2 separate regions of the Homo sapiens genome follow, and region 2 is linked to region 1. A link is an interaction called in ENCODE POLR2A ChIA-PET data of the cell type or tissue named here. Cell type or tissue: PC-3. All regions are shown on one strand. Links, peaks and the distances in the headings refer to the core of each region. The heading gives the core; the rest is flanking DNA. Region 1 overlaps PPP1CB-DT (PPP1CB divergent transcript). Region 2 overlaps PLB1 (phospholipase B1).

Region 1 (7,739 bases), core at 3,407-5,906:
TTCCATTCTTGAGAGGGAGAAACCCTGAAATATTGTCAATAAAAACCGATCTGGGAGATGGCACTAAGACTCTGTCAAGGGTGTAGTCTCCCTTTATGTAGTAATCAATGCATTAGGTTTTGCTTGATTAAAAAAAAATCAAGTCTGTGAGCAAACAAAAATGTGGTGGGCTGAATAATGAAAATGAAAATGATGGGCCGGGCATGGTGGCTCACGCCCGTAATCCCAGCACTTTGGGAAGCCAAGGCAGGGGAATCACCTGAGGCCAGGAGTTCGAGACCAGCCTGGCCAACATGATGAATCCCCGTCTCTACTAAAAATACAAAAATTAGCCAGGCATGGTGGCATGCGCCTCTAGTTCCAGCTACTTAGGAGGCTGAGGCAGGAGAATCGCTGAACCGGGAAGGCAGAGATTGCAGTGAGCTGAGATGGCGCCACTGCACTCCAGCTTGGGCAACAGAACGAGACTTCATAAAAAAAAAAAAAAAAAGATGATGCTAATGGTGAAAATACTAATAGCCATCATTGAGGGCTTACTAGGTGCTAGACACTGTTCTAAGAGCTTTATATGTCTTGACTCATCTGATCCCACCAATAACCCTGGAAGATAGAACCTACTATTATCCTTATTTTGTGGACAAAGAAACTGAGACGTAGAGAAGTTCAGTAACGCTAACTTGCTTATGGTTATACAGCTTACCAGCTAGCAGTGGTTTTCAAAACACTATTGTGCATTACACTTCTCCAGAAAGCTAGTTAAAATTCATATCTTAGCTCAAGACCAGACCTTCTGATTAGAAGTGTGAGATGGGGTCTAGAAAAGTGCATTTTGGCTGGGCACGGTGGCTTACGCCTGTAATCCCAGCACTTTGGGAGGCCAAAGCAGGCAGATCACGAGGTCAGGAGATTGAGACCATCCTGACCAACACGGTGAAACCCCATCTCTACAAAAATACAAAAATTAGCTGGGTGTGGTGGCACATGCCTGTAGTCCCAGCTACTCAGGAGGCTGAGGCAGGAGAATCCCTTGAACCAGGGAGTTGGAGGTTGCAGTGACCCAAGATCGTGCCACTGCACTCCAGCCTGGTGACACAGCGAGACTCTGTCTCAAAAAAAAAAAAAAAGAAAAAGAAAAATGCATGCATTTTTAATAAATCCCTGGCAGCCTGGTCAACATAGGGAAACTCTGTCTCTACAAAAAGTTAAAAAATTAGCTGAGCATGGTGGCACATGCCTGTAGTCTCAGCTACTCAGGAGGCTGAGGCAGGAGGGTCACTTGAGCCTGGGAGACTGAGGCTGCAGTGAGCTGTGATCATGCTATTGCACTCCAGCCTGGGAGACAGAGTGAGATCCTGTCTCCAAAAATAAAAAATAAAAATAAATCCCTGGGATCAGGTGTGGTGGCTCACACCTATAATCCCAGAACTTTGGGAGGCTCAGGTAGGAGGATCACTTGAGGCCAGGAATTTGAGACCAGCCTGGGCAAAATGGTGAGACCTTGTGTCTACAAAAAGTTTAAAAATTAGCCGGATGCAGTGGCACGTACCTGTAGTCCCAGTTCCTTGGGAGGCTGAAGTGGGAGGATTGCTTGAGCCCACGAGTTTGAGGTGGCAGTGAGCTATGATTGTACCACTGCACTCCAGTCTGGGTGATAAGACCCATTCTTTAAGAAAAAACAATAAACAAAAATTAAAATAAATCCCCAAGGCAAATCAACTGTAGGAGGCCATTAGACCACTCTTTGGGAAATAGTGGCCTAGACCTAGGAAAAGGAGAGGCTGGGAGTTGAAATTTTCCAGTGTTTCTCCAGCATTGATTGGCCTTCCCTGTCCAGCCACATAGCAGGTCATCGGCCTAGCTGGTACTGTATGTCCTTGTAGTGAAAAAAGGCTGTATCAGGCTTCCAATGCTTAATGAAAATAGCCTTTCTTTTTTTTTTCTTTTTCTTTTTTTTGAGACAGAGTTTCACTCTTGTTGCCCACGCTGGAGTACAATGGTGTGATCTCGGCTCACTGCAACCTCTGCCTCCCAAGTTCAAATGATTCTCCTGCCTCAGCCTCCCTAGTAGCTGGGATTACAGGCACCCGCCACCATGCCCAGCTAATTTTTTGTATTTTTAGTAGAGACGGGGTTTCACTATGTTGACCAGGCTGGTCTCGAACTCCTGACCTCAGATGATCCACCCACCTCAGCCTCCCAAAGTGCTGGGATTACAGGCATGAGCCACTGCGCCCGGCTGAAAATAGCCTTTCGAAACGTCCAACTTGATTTGTTCAGCTTCCATATATAACATTTAACCTTCTGATTTTAATATGGTTTCTTAAATAGATTTTTCCTACCAGGAAGAGCATGTGCTGACCAACAGACATGAATTTCAGCCTGGTAGTTACAACATTCACAGGTAATGAATAAATGGCATTGTATTTTATTAATCAGTCTATTATAACTCTGATTAATATAAATCAATTCCTCAGAGCCAGCTCTCTTTTAAATAAATGGAGAACAATGAGTTTTATGAATTTGCAATCTTTGGGCCCAGCACACATTTTGAGGCCTCATTTATGCTTTCCTTAGTATACCCACATCACTAAGCTGGGAGGCACATTTTGAGACCCAGAATCCTGACACCTCCATGCCTTCAAAAGGGTAAGTTTATCAAGTTTAATAACAATTCATAAAACATCACTCACCTGGGTCCTCCTCCTCTACCTGTGACTTTCAAACACCTGTGACCTCTGAGATATTGAGGGGCATGGTGATTCGTTTTTAATATCTTTGCCCTTTTGCTCTTTTCAAATGACACTTGTGGCTGAGCGTAGTGGCTCACACCTGTAATCCCAGCACTTTGGGAGGCCGAGGCAGGGAGGTAACATGAGGCCAGGAGTTCAAAACTAGCCTGGCCAACATGGCGAAACCCCATCTCTACTAAAAATACAAAAGTTAGCTGGGTGTGGTGGCACATGCCTGCAATCCATGCTACTTGGGTGGCTAAGGCAGGAGAATCACTTGAACCCAGAAGGCAGAGTTTGCAGTGAGCTGAGATCACACCATTACACTCCATCCTGGGCGACAGAGTAAGACCCTGCCAGGAAAAAAAAAAAAAAAAAAAAAAAAAAAAAAAAAAAGCTACTAATCTGATTTGGTTTGAGGTATAACCTAGAAAATCTGGAAAAGACACACAAATGAACTTTGCCAGAAACAAAGCTGTGGAGACTAAACCAATCCATATTACACACCTAACTTTCCTCATTATATATTTTTTTGCAAGGGCAAAAAAAAAAAAAAATGAGGCAGGGTAAAGCAATGACAATTTCCACGGTCTCTGTAAATGAGGAAATTGTCAAAGGTATTTGCCACTGATACACTCCACATCCTGTGCTTTTTTTTTTTTTTTTTTTTTTTGAGATAGGAGTCTTGCTCCATTGCCCAGATTAGAGTGCAGTGGCATGATCACAGTTCACTGCAGCCTCGACTGCCTGGGCTCTAGTGATCCTCTTGTCTCCTAAGTAGCTGGGACCACAGGTGCGTGCCAGCTAATTTTTAAATTTTTTTTGTAGATACCGAGGTCTCCCTGTATTGCCCAGGCTGGTCTCAAACCCCTGGCCTCCAGCGATCCTTCCACCTCAGCCTCCCAAAGTGCTGGAATTACAGGTTTGAGCCACTGTGCCCAGTTTCTTCTGTGCTCTTGATGGAAAACTTATTATTACTGCTACTCTCCTCCTTGCCCATCAGCCATACTCTGGCTGCATTAGCTTTCTTTGTATTCCCAGCACTCCCCAGGCCTGTTGTTCCTTTTGGGTCTTTGTCTGGGGTCTTGCTCTAGCTGTAATGTTCTTTACCCTTAGATTCCCATGATTGGCTCCTTCTTGTCCCTAAGTCTCAGCTAAAGTGTTATCCTGAAGAAAGGCCTTCACTGATGATCCCATCCAAAGTAATCACTGTATTACACCATTCAATTTTATTCTTTGCATAGCATTTACCCATTGCTAATATTTTTCTTATTTATTTATTTTTTTTAAATAATCTATCTCCTGTCAACTAGAATGTAAGCCCTGATAGGGCAGGACTCTTTTATTACACTGTATTTTCATTATTATATCTACAGTGCCAAAAACTATCCCTAACACAGGGGAGATGCTCTATACATGTTTGGGGAGGAGGGAGGAAGGAAGGGAGGGAGGGAGAGAGGAAAGAAGGAAGGAAGGTGGGAAGAAAGGAAAGAAAGGAAGACAATTGGGAAGGATTTTTCTGATCTGAGGCTGATTGTTGGAGGCATCCAACTGGTTATTATTTTGCTTAACAGCAAAATATTTTTATCCACCTCCTTTGGAAACAAGAGATCTTAAAGATGTTTTGAGTTGATTACATAAGACTATTTAACAGTGGTTATGAAAACAGATGAGTTATCCTGAGAGGCTTTACTAGATATTTGTCATCATGAGCTCAGTCTCATAAGTTATTATAATAGAAAATCAGGAAAAACTGCTTATGTGTTTGAATTCAAGTAGCTAAGTCTCAAAATATAATAAAAAACAGTTGCACTACAGATTTTCTTTCAAAATAGCTCAAAAATACCTTGTTGGCAGCAAAGGGAGTAATAATAAAATATCTTCCAAAAAACCTGAAAATAGGAAATAAATTTGCCTTCTGAGAGTTAAACCAGTCATACACACACACACACACACACACACACACACGTGCACACATGCACACATGTGCACGCATGTGAACATGCATAGAATCACACAGAGATTAGGCTAAACCCAATGAGGGAGTAAACTGAGAGATAACCAGTGTGTACCTGAAGACTTTGGGAATACCCCTAACTTCAGTGACCTGGGGGTAATCCAGGAAGGCAATCACCAGAATGTGTTTGTTAATTTAATCCGTTGTATGGAGAAAGTCTGGATGAACAGAGGATGTAGGCAGAGAGCTGTCAGCCTGTAGCCTGGAAAACCTCAACCTAAGAAGCAAGGAGTGGGTAGCACACTCCCAACTACTGTTCAAGAGAGAAGGGGCCTTGGCCTAAGGATTTGAGCTCTCAGGTCTCTGTGGCAAATGTATCTTTGGATAAGTCATCTACCCACCTCTCCTTACTCAGATTTCATGCTCCACATGGCTCCCTGTGTGCTGAAGCCTGATTATAGGAAGCAAAGACTCTGGTCTGCTGATGTGAAGGCTCACCTGTTAGCTGGTTGCATTTATGGTTAAAATGGAATGAATTTGAATTCTGGCTATACAGCAGTCTCTGTGAGCTTGGGTTAGTATGAGTTTACCTGTGAGATAAAGTTCCAGAGCAGAGTGACTTGTGACTTGTGTTGGGTCCATACTAAGTGGCAGACAGTGGACCAGAATTTATACCACAAATCCAGGTTGGCTCTGAGAAGACACTGCCACTAAGGACTGATCTAAACTCAGTTCCCTTTCAAGTTCACCAATTGTATGACTCACATGACATTGAATGAGGCCGGGAGTGTGATACTAGCTGGACTCACCTTCAAGAACCCAAAAGACCCCAGTGGATAAGATGTGGATACTCTAGTCCATGGGTCAGCAAACTTTTTCTGTGAAGGGCCAGAAAACAAATCTATTAGGCTTGTGGACCACATACAGCCTCTATTACATATTTGTTATCTTCTTCTTGTTGTTGTTCTTGTTGTTCTTCTTGTTGTTGTTGTTTTTCGAGACAGAATCTCACTCTGTCACCCAGGCTGGAGTGCAGTGGTGCGATCTCTGCTCACTGCAACTTCCATCTCCCAGGTTCAAGGGATCCTCCTGCCTCGGCCTCTGAGTAGCTGGGATTACAGACATGCGCCACCACGCCCAGCTAATTTTTTGTGTTTGTAGTAGAGATGGGGCTTCACCATGTTGGCCAGGCTCATCTGTAACTCTTGACCTCAAGTTATCCACCCACCTCTGCCTCCAAAAGTGTTGGGATTACAGGCGTGAGCCACTGCGCCCAGCCTTTTTATTATTATTATTATTATTATTATTATTATTATTATTATTATTTTGAGACAAATTCTTGCTCTGTCACCCAGACTGGAGTGCAATGGCATGATCTCATCTCACTGCAACCTCTGCCTCCCAGGTTTAAGCGATTCTCCTGCCTCAGCCTCCATAGAAGCTGGGACTACAGGCATGCACCACCACGCCTGGCTAATTTTTGTATTTTTAGTAGAGACGGGTTTTTGCCATCTTAGTCACTGGTCTGGAAGTCCTGGCCTCAAGTAATCTGTCCACCTTGGCCTCCCAAAGTGCTGGGATTATAGGCATAAGCCACTGCGCCCAGTCTATTATTTATTTTTTATACAACCCTTTGAAAATATGAAAACCATTTTTTGCTCCTGGTACAAAAACAGGCTCCTGGCCACATTTGGCCCAAGGGGATGCAATTCACTGACCCCTGCTCTAGTCCTGAGCTGGCGACTCATTTATGGGGAGACCACAGACAAGCTACTTTAATTAGTTTATTCATAAACAGTACCTTCATAATTTGCCTTATTCCACTCCAGGTGTGTGACCACTAACTTTGCCAGTCTGTGAGGCCAGATAATCAAATATGAAAACTGGGTGGGTCACAGGAGAGTGTTTTGTACTGGCATGGTGCGGGGTGGCTAGCCAAGGAGACATGTGACCCCAAGAGGGGCCGGACAAGAGCTGCTGTCTTTGAGAACACTTTGGAGAACAAGCATTGTCTGAATAAAGTCTCAACTAAAGATAAGACTTCCTAGATAAAGCTAAGGAGAAAATGCTTTTGGTCAGGAATCCCAAAGATCTTTGAGATATTTCCTAAGGGACTCTCAGCTACACACCTACCCTTCTGTGGACTTGTAAACGCCTGGCTCTGTGGGGCCCTATCAGCTCTCTACCATGCATCCAGGTAAAGGGAGCTGCCCTAGGAGTTTGGAGAACATATCCAAATTGCACCTCAATGAATGGGGATCGCTGGAAACTGGATCTTCTGGAACCCAGCTATAGTTAAATAAATTATTTCCTTGAGCGGGGAACAAGACTTAGTGAAAGAAAGGAATTAAACCAACTTTGCTGTTTGTTTTTTTGGGTAAGTTTAGTAGGCAGTCTAAATATATCATTCCTATTACAGCTTTTTCATTACATATTTTATTCTTTGGAATTTAAATCACTTAAAATTTTTATTTACTTTAACTCAAAATATGCAGATGAGCAGATTCATGTATGACCAGAATGTAAACCAGGATCACAGAGCAGCCGGAGAGGTGGTGACAGAACCATCGATGGAACCCTGGGCTCCAGGTTCTGACTCCTATTTTCACTCACTAATTTTTTTTTTTTGAGATGGAGTCTTGCTCTGTCGCCAGGCTGGAGTAGAGTGGCACAATCTCTGCTCACTGCAAGCTCCGCCTCCCGGGTTCACGCCATTCTTCTGTCTCAGCCTCCCAAGTAGCTGGGAGTACAGGCGCACGCTGCCATGCCTGGCTAATTTTTTTTTTTTTTAATGGTATTTTAGTAGAGACAGGGTTTCACCATGTTGCCCTAGCTGGTCTCGAACACCCGAGCTCAGGCAATCCGCCCACCTCGGCCTCCCAAAGTGCTAGGATTACAGACGTAAGCCATCGCGCCCGGCCTATTTTCACTCTTTATTGCAGTGATTCTTGAATGCTGCTATGGATAGGGATGGGGACAGGGGTGGGGTGGGGAGCTCTGTGTAGTTTGAAAAAGATTTTATCCCTGTTAATTCCCAGTGGAAATTCACTGAT
Region 2 (7,739 bases), core at 3,329-5,828, 96 kb after region 1:
GCTGATTTTTTCTCTACCTGCTCAATCATCCACCCAGTTTCTTAGACCCCAAACCAAAAAGTCATCCTTTGTTCCTCTTCCCCATCATCCATCCGCCAGCCCACGACAGCGTCTCTCCTCCTCTGCCCTGACCCTACTCTCAGCCCCCTTCCTCTCTCACCCATCAACAGCAGCCTCCTAGTGGTCTTTCCAGGTCCACCCTTGCTTTCTTCCAGTCCAGGGTACACGGACCCAGGGGTAAGCCAGAGCATATCACTCTACTGCTTAGAAGCATCTAGGGACCTGGCCCCTGCCCAACTTTTTCACCTTGTTCACTTCCCTCTGGTCACATTGGCCTTTAAGTTCCTCAGACACTTCAAGCTCATTCCTGACTCTAGGCCCATGTGGGTCCTATTTCCTCTGCCTGGCAACCCCTTGACATGCGCTTCTCAATTCACTGTCACTTCTTCAGGGAGGCCTCCCTCTCCCCCACCATTACTCTGTATCACATCACTCTGCTTGACTTTTTCTTAAACCACAGATGTGGTCAGAAATGACCTTGTTGATTATCTGTCTTTTCCCTACTATCCTGTATGTCCCATGAGAGTAGCAGTCATCTTTTCACTGCTGAGTCCTCAGCACCTGGAGCAGTACCTAGCACATATTAGTGCTCAGTAAATACTTGTTTGATGGATGGATGAATTAATTAAATTCACAGAGACCTGAATGGAGAAGCTTGGCGGGGGAAGGCTTGGAGCTGGCCACAGGGAATGAAATTGTTTTTCCTAGAACCAGTCTTTCCTAAGCCAGGCACTGTGGCTACCAACCACGTAGCAAATGACAGGACTGGGCAGGGTGTAATGGACCTGGGTGGGCCACTGGCCTGTCCTGGAGATTCAGAGGTAGCTTCCTGCAGGAGGTGGCACCTGAGTTGAGTGGTGGAGTGGGCAAGGAGGTGAGAAGGGCAATCCAGGAGAAGGAGGAGAGCAAGAGTTAGCAGAGGTGTGTAACACCACAGGTGGTGCAGGACGCTGCTGGAGTCACTAGACTGTAACATGCGAGGCAGACGCTGGTGGAAATGGTAGCCAGAGAGGTTAATCAGGTGAACCAGGCCAAGTCCCAGAGGCCTAGTGTGCTGTGCTATGGGGCCTGGCCTGCCTCCTTCAGAGGTGGGAGGCTTTGGAAGTTTGAAAGCAGGGGAGTGACTGGGTCAGGTTTTCTTTTATACAGATTACTTGATTTCTCTGTGGGGACCAGATCTAAGGCAGCGGTTCATAAACCCTGCACATTAAAATAATCTCAGGAGCTTTCACAAAGTACCGAATCCAGCTCGCACTCCAGACCAATTAAGTCAGACTCTCTGGGGATAAGCCCGGTCAGGCACTGATATTGTTTTTCAAGTAAACTTTTTTTTTTTTTTTTTTTAAATTTGAGACAGAGTTTTACTCTTGTCACCCAGGCTGGAGTGCAATGATGCAATCTTGGCTCACTGCAACCCCTGCCTCCTGGTTTCAAGCGATTTTCCTGTCTCAGCCTCCCAAGTAGCTGGAATTATAGGCACGTGCCACCACGCTTGGCTAATTTTGTATTTTTAGTAGAGATGGGGTTTCACCATGTTGGCTAGGCTGGTATTGAACTCCTGACCTCAGGGGATCTGCCTGCCTCGGCCTCCCAAAGTGCTGGGATTACAGGTGTGAGCCACTGTACCCGGCCTCAAGTAAACTTTTAATTGAAGCTAACATACACATAGAAACGAGTACAAATCATAAGTGAGCAACAGATAAGTTTCGATAAAATGAACATACCAGCATCCAGTCAGGCAACAGACTATTATAGTCCTCAAAAGCCCCTTTCCACCTTCTTCCAGGACTATTCATCCCCCAGTGAGTCTCTACACCATCATGCTGACGTCTAACCCCATATGCCAAGCTGCTTGCTTTTGAACTTTATAGATATTATTGTATGTTGTTGAAGTTTGTTCAGCTGTCACTTCTTCAGTGAGGCCTCCCTCTTCCCAGCCATTACTCTGTGTCACATCACCCTGCTTGATTTTTGTTTAAAGCCACAGATGCGGTCAGACCTGTATGGTATTCCTTAGTATGAATGTGCCACAGTTTACTCACCCATCCTACTGTCAGTGGACATTTGGGGAGTTTCTAGTTTGGGGCTATTTATAAATAGTGCTGCTGTGAATATTTTTGTGTGTATCTTTTGGTAGACACATATATACCTTTCTTTTGGGGATATACCTAGGAGTGAAATCCTTGGATCACAGGAAATACATGTGTTCAGCATTATTAAATATACCAAAGAATTTTCCAAAGTGGCTGTAGGCACTAATTGTTTTAAAAGTCCCTGGATGGCCAAGCATTGTGGCTCACACCTATAATCCCAGCACTTTGGGAGGCCGAGGTGGGTGGATCTCCTGAGGTCAGGAGTTAAAGACCAGCCTGGCCTGGCCAACATGGCGAAACCTTGTCTCTACTAAAAATACAAAAATTAGCTGGTCATGGTGGCATGCACCTATAACCCCAGCTACTTGGGAGACTGAGGCAGGAGAATCGCTTGAATCCAGGAGACGGAGGTTGCAGTGAACTGAGATGGTGCCATTGCTCTCCAACCTGGGCAACAGAGTGAGACTCTGTCATACATACATACATACATACACACATACACATACATACACACACACACATACACACACATTCATACATACATACACATACATACACACATACACAATGTCCCTGAATGATTCTAATATGCAGCCAGAGCTGAGAGTCACGATTCTAAGAGCTCTAAGTCTGAAGACAGGGATGTCAGTTAGGAGGCTGGAGCTGTCACCCAGCACCTGGGGAGATACAAACACTGGCTGAGAGCAGGATTTCTGCAGAAGAGGGAGTAGAGGCAGCAGTAGAGGACTAGGCCTCGGGAAAGAGAAACTTCTTCAGATAAGAAGACAGAAGAAGGCAGAGGAAGAGGAAAATATCCCCTGGTGCTGCTGGAGCTTCTGGCTTTGCCTTTGCAAAAGTCTCGAGAAGGACGTGAGAGGAGGGGCAGGAGATGAAATAAGATGAAATAGTTTAAGGTGCTTTTTGCTTCCTAGTAGGGAACCCTGGGAACATCAGCCAAAGCCTGCAGACACTATGTCATAGGACTCTAATTGTGAGACATGAATTCACCGGGTATATATGTGCTTATCAGGTTGGGAGCAGTGGGGAGGGTGGTGGCATGCCCAGGTCACCAGGAAAGGACTAGAAAAACCTGGTCTGTAATCCCCCTTGTGCCATGAACAGTCTGTGTTATGTTGGGCAAACTGCTTCATGTTTCTATGCTTTAGTTACAGAATGTTCTGGCTAGATGACCTCTCAGTCTGTTCCAGCTCTAATGGTCTATTATTTATTTTTTGTTACTCTAGGGGTGAAATTCCAGCCAGAAGCCGATCTGAAAAGTTGGCATCATGCTACAGCTTTATGTCTAAGATTGGCTTTGGATGAAAACATTAGACTGTATAATTATTTCCCCAAATTATAGAGCCTAGGATAAGAAACCCCTGGATGGCTTTAGTTTTGTTTTTGTTATTTTGAAATTCGGGGTATGGCTGAGATAATAATGGCTGGGGAACCATGGACAGTCTTGTTTTGTTTCCACAATAGCTCCAGTGCGGTGTTTACGTTTTGTTTTCATATCTAAACTCCTCCCACTTATCTTTATGAAATAAAGGCCTCTTACCTGGGTGAATGGGAAGAGCTACTGAACTGCTTTAGAAGAGAAGGCCAGAGCTACATATATTTTTTTTTTCTATTTGTTTTTTGAGATAGGGTCTCACTCTATTGCCCAGGCTGGAGTGCGGTGGTGCCATCTCGGCTCATTGCAGCCTTGACCTCCCATGCTCAAGTGATCTTCTCACGTCAGCCTTCTGAGCAGCTGGGACTACAGGCATGCACCACCACACCTGGCTAATATTTTGATTATTTTTGTAGAGACAGAATCTCCCCTGTGTTGCCCAGGTTGGTGTCTAATTCCTGGGCTCAAGCGATCCACCTGCCTCGGCCTCCCAAAGTGCTGGGATTACAGGCATGAGCCACCGTGCCTGGCCAGAGCTACATTGTTAATTCACAAGAAAAGAAACCAATGGACTCTTTTTCATGTTCCAGCCGTCACTATGGCTATCCAGCCCCAGGAGATTCCTGGAGGGTCCCAGATTTAAGCAGACTTGGAGTGCCACCTGGTAGGAAGGCCATACCTTGATGAAAAAACTGGGAAGGAAGGGCCAAGGGCATCTGTGGAATCCCCTGAGGTCTCAGGGGAAAAGGAACAGGGAATAGGTACCCTTTCTTTGGGAAGATTTTTACAAAGGAATAAAGTCACATGATTCAGCCAGTGAAGGACAACCGCCTTCAAAACAAAATCCACAAAAGAAACAGGAATTATACCATATAAACTGATTTAAAAATCGTGGGGCAAACTCAAAGACATTTTGGTTACAATCCGGAGTCTTGGGCTGAAAGAGTACAATAGAAGTTCTTGGAGTGGGCAGGTACGTGATGTCCACAGGAGGAAAACCCCCTGACAATGGAAGTCGACATAAGCTGAGTCTGCCATTAACTAGGCCAAGGATAAAGCCAGTTTACATGCTGTTCTTAAAAGAAGAGGTTGCTAGAGAGGAGGAGATGGTATAGCTAAGGAGAAAGTCAATATTGTGAGTCAGCCGAGTGGGATGCTGGACATACTGGATGAGCTGACAGGGGTGGGAACGTTTGCACAGCGGTGGTTGGCAGAGACACTATGGGCCTGAAACTGTGATAAAAGGAGCTGGAATGTAGCTTGTTTAGTTGTCATAGGACAAAGGAGGGAACATACAGGTTGGGGTGGGGATTGTGTTACCCACTGAGCCTGGATTAAAAGAAACCATTGGGTTGGGAAGGCATTTCATTTGCTCCGTGCAAGAGGATCCAGTTGTTGGGGGTGACAGGTCAAGTGCTGTGCGGAAACCATTCAGTTGCTGGTGGCCAGCCACAGAAGGCAGAGTGGAAGCACCAGGCAGGTGTCCCTGAAAGACCCCCAGACTGTATGTTCATTTCATAAGGTCCCTTCTTCCCATCAGAAAGGACTGGAATAGGTATCAGCCTCGGAAAACAGGCTGTGTGGATCTCCACTTTTCGATGTTTAGAGAAATGAGTTGGGTATGAGTTGAGCCCGGAGTGCTTGGAAGGCTGATGGTGGTGACATTTGCTGAGTGCTAACTATTGTGCTAGGTGCCATGTACACATGATCTCAATGCGTTGTCTGAGACCTGTCTTGTTTTCACTGTTTTATAGATGTTGATACAGGTGGCCAGAGAGATCGTTTGCCCAAGGTCACACAGTACGAGGTAGAAGTTGGTATTTTCATCTAGCCAACCTATCTGATTACAAAGGGATCCCCTCGCAGTACCTGGGCATTGCTGAAGGAACAAAGAATAAAGTTGTGTGAGTGTGTGTTTGTATAACTTTCAAAGGGTGTTGGATAAATATAGGGTATTTTCCCTTTGGAATTAATCTATCAGGACCAATAAGGTGTGCTGCCACTTTGGGCTTTGGGGAGAAAGGAGCCATGTCTCCAGTAGTTTTGCCATTGTGAGACAGAGTGTCAATATCCTTAGATCCCCCCTTGACAAGGCCCACCAGGCCCTTGGCTGCTCACCATGTTGTTCCAGAGTGCGATGGCCATCTCGGCATGCCCGCGGTCTGAGAAGTGAAAACAGTCCTCGGAGAAGAAGGTGAGGTCAGTGTCCCCTCTCTGCAACCAACGGCAAGGAGGTTATCATCCTGGGAAAGGGCTCTGCTACCTGAGCCCCACTCACTCTCCCAGCAGGTGCCCTGGGCATGTCTCCTTTCATTCTTTCAACTTTCCTGCCAACTTGCTCAGATACTGATGGAAAAACTCCCAGAATTTAGAATTTCTTTTTTTCTTTTTTCTTTTTTTTTGAGACGGAGTTTCGCACTGTCAGCCAGGCTGGAGTGCAGTGGCATAATCTCAGCTCACTGCAACTTCTGCCTCCCGAGTACCTGGGATTACAGGTGCCTGCCATCACGCCCAGCTAACTTTTTGTATTTTTAGTAGAAACGGGGTTTCACCATGTTGGCCAGGCTGGTCTCAAACTCCTAACCTCGTGATTCAACCGCCTTGGCTTCCCAAAGGCTGAGATTACAGGCATGAGCCACTGCACCCGGCCGGAATTTTCTTTTTAAACAGACAAGAATTGGACCCACCCATAGTCTCTCCCTTTTCTTTCAGCACCCCTATCCTAAGAGTTGAAAAGAGTAACATTTTTAGGAAGCTTTCCATTCTATCCCAATCCAGAAAACATCAGGGCCAGGCCTGGGAGCTTAGTCACTATTGATTTCCTTTCAAAGTACATCTGAGTTCCAATCACAGCCCAGCCCCCACAAAAAGGAGGTAATGTGGAAAAAGCCACCCTCAGGAATCCTCTTGGAGAGAGATGGTTAAAAAAAAAAAAAGCCCACTTAGAGAAGGAAATACATCCATCGTCTGTGATAAGGCCCCCATACGTGAGCCTCCCTAAAATACCTGCAGCTCACCTCGTTCAGTGGGGTGAGTGTGTTTTGGAAGAAAGGCTGCACCACAACCGCAAAGTCCTCACGCTGTGTGTATTGGTGCCAGTAGGAGAAACTGGAGATGCCATGCTGGGGACAGAGAGAGAAGCTGCTCAACCCTCCTGGCAAGGCTGCACAGACAGGGTCCAGTCCTGCTGCCTTGGATTGGTTGTTGACGGGAGTCAACTCACCCTAAAGGACAGTGACTTTAAGGGGCTACTCTAGTGGGATGCAAACATACTTTTATTCTCCACCCATTCATGGGCACGGACATTTCAAAGCCCTATGCTGGTTCTCAGGATCAGAGATGAGTTGAACCCAGCGGCTCCTGGTGGGAGAAGCTCCCTAGCTACACAGCTCCACCCAGTCCCATTCCAAAGCCTCTGCCTGAAAGGCTGGGTCTGAGCCACTGACCAGATTGCATAGGCCAAAGTCCTCCCCTCCTCTCACTGCACGAAGAGGTCAATTAGAACATGGGGCTGCAGGTCAGATGGGGAGCATCTCAACACCAGCTCCCAAAATGCCCATGAACTTTGCGGGAGGAGAGTCCACGGTGGCTGGATTTAAGTACCCAAGCATGGAATGTAAAAGGAACAGACTAGATGTACTTATCTTCAAGGAGTTTATCATCCATCTGGAAAAATGAGCCAAGATGTGAAAACATGAGAACCCTTTGGGGCTTTTAGGGCCCATCAAGTACAGACTGAATGTGATATGGGGAGATGTCCGCGGGTGAAGTTCAGGCAGGGGAAGCTCCTTAGAGGAGGGAAGCAGACTTGCCTTGTGAATGAAGGAGGGTCAGTTTGCAGAATGGAAATGCTACCTGAGCCTGAGAGGGAACAATAGAGGCAGAGACATAAGCAGGAGTGGAGGTGGGGAGATGGAAGGGGGCAGAGAGAGGGCAAGGAGAATTTGAGGTAGAGTTAAGTAGGGCAGGGCTAAGCCTTTTTCTTTTTTTCTTTTTTTTTTTTTTGAGATAGGGTCTCACGCTGTTGTCTAGGCAGAGTACAATGGCATCATCATAGCTAACAGCAGCCTCCAACTCCTGGGCTCAAGCTGTCCTCCCATCTCAGCCTCCTGAGTAGCTGGGACACCAGACGTGAGCCATTGTGTCGGGCCTAAGCCTTTTGTTTTTAATGAAGGGAGGGGAGGAAGTGAGTA

What was found. Peaks named below come from ENCODE experiments on the same cell type or tissue, not always from the same donor. Only the 100,000 strongest peaks of a DNase experiment are listed, where the experiment ranks them.
Region 2: POLR2A ChIA-PET joins it to region 1 with 22 read pairs; 6 of 35 experiments call an interaction of 5 or more read pairs at or near these places.

What each region holds. Positions count from the first base shown.
Region 1 is chr2:28,726,573-28,734,311 of GRCh38, reverse strand. It overlaps PPP1CB-DT (PPP1CB divergent transcript), which reads left to right. Exons shown (of 5, transcript XR_007086259.1): 4 at 2,329-2,401. All of the region lies in intron 1 of LOC100505774 (a long non-coding RNA gene), which reads left to right. Among named protein-coding and RNA genes, the nearest start is that of PPP1CB-DT, 21 kb to the left of the region's middle. RefSeq lists a silencer at 5,543-5,743. In PC-3, for the core only: no CTCF peak of the experiment used is centred there; a DNase peak (open chromatin) is centred at 4,411; H3K27ac peaks cover 1,213 bases.
Region 2 is chr2:28,630,965-28,638,703 of GRCh38, reverse strand. It overlaps PLB1 (phospholipase B1), which reads right to left. Exons shown (of 58, transcript NM_153021.5): 55 at 6,564-6,668; 56 at 5,665-5,760. Among named protein-coding and RNA genes, the nearest start is that of PPP1CB-DT, 120 kb to the left of the region's middle. In PC-3, for the core only: no CTCF peak of the experiment used is centred there; a DNase peak (open chromatin) is centred at 4,753; H3K4me3 peaks cover 490 bases; H3K27ac peaks cover 2,390 bases.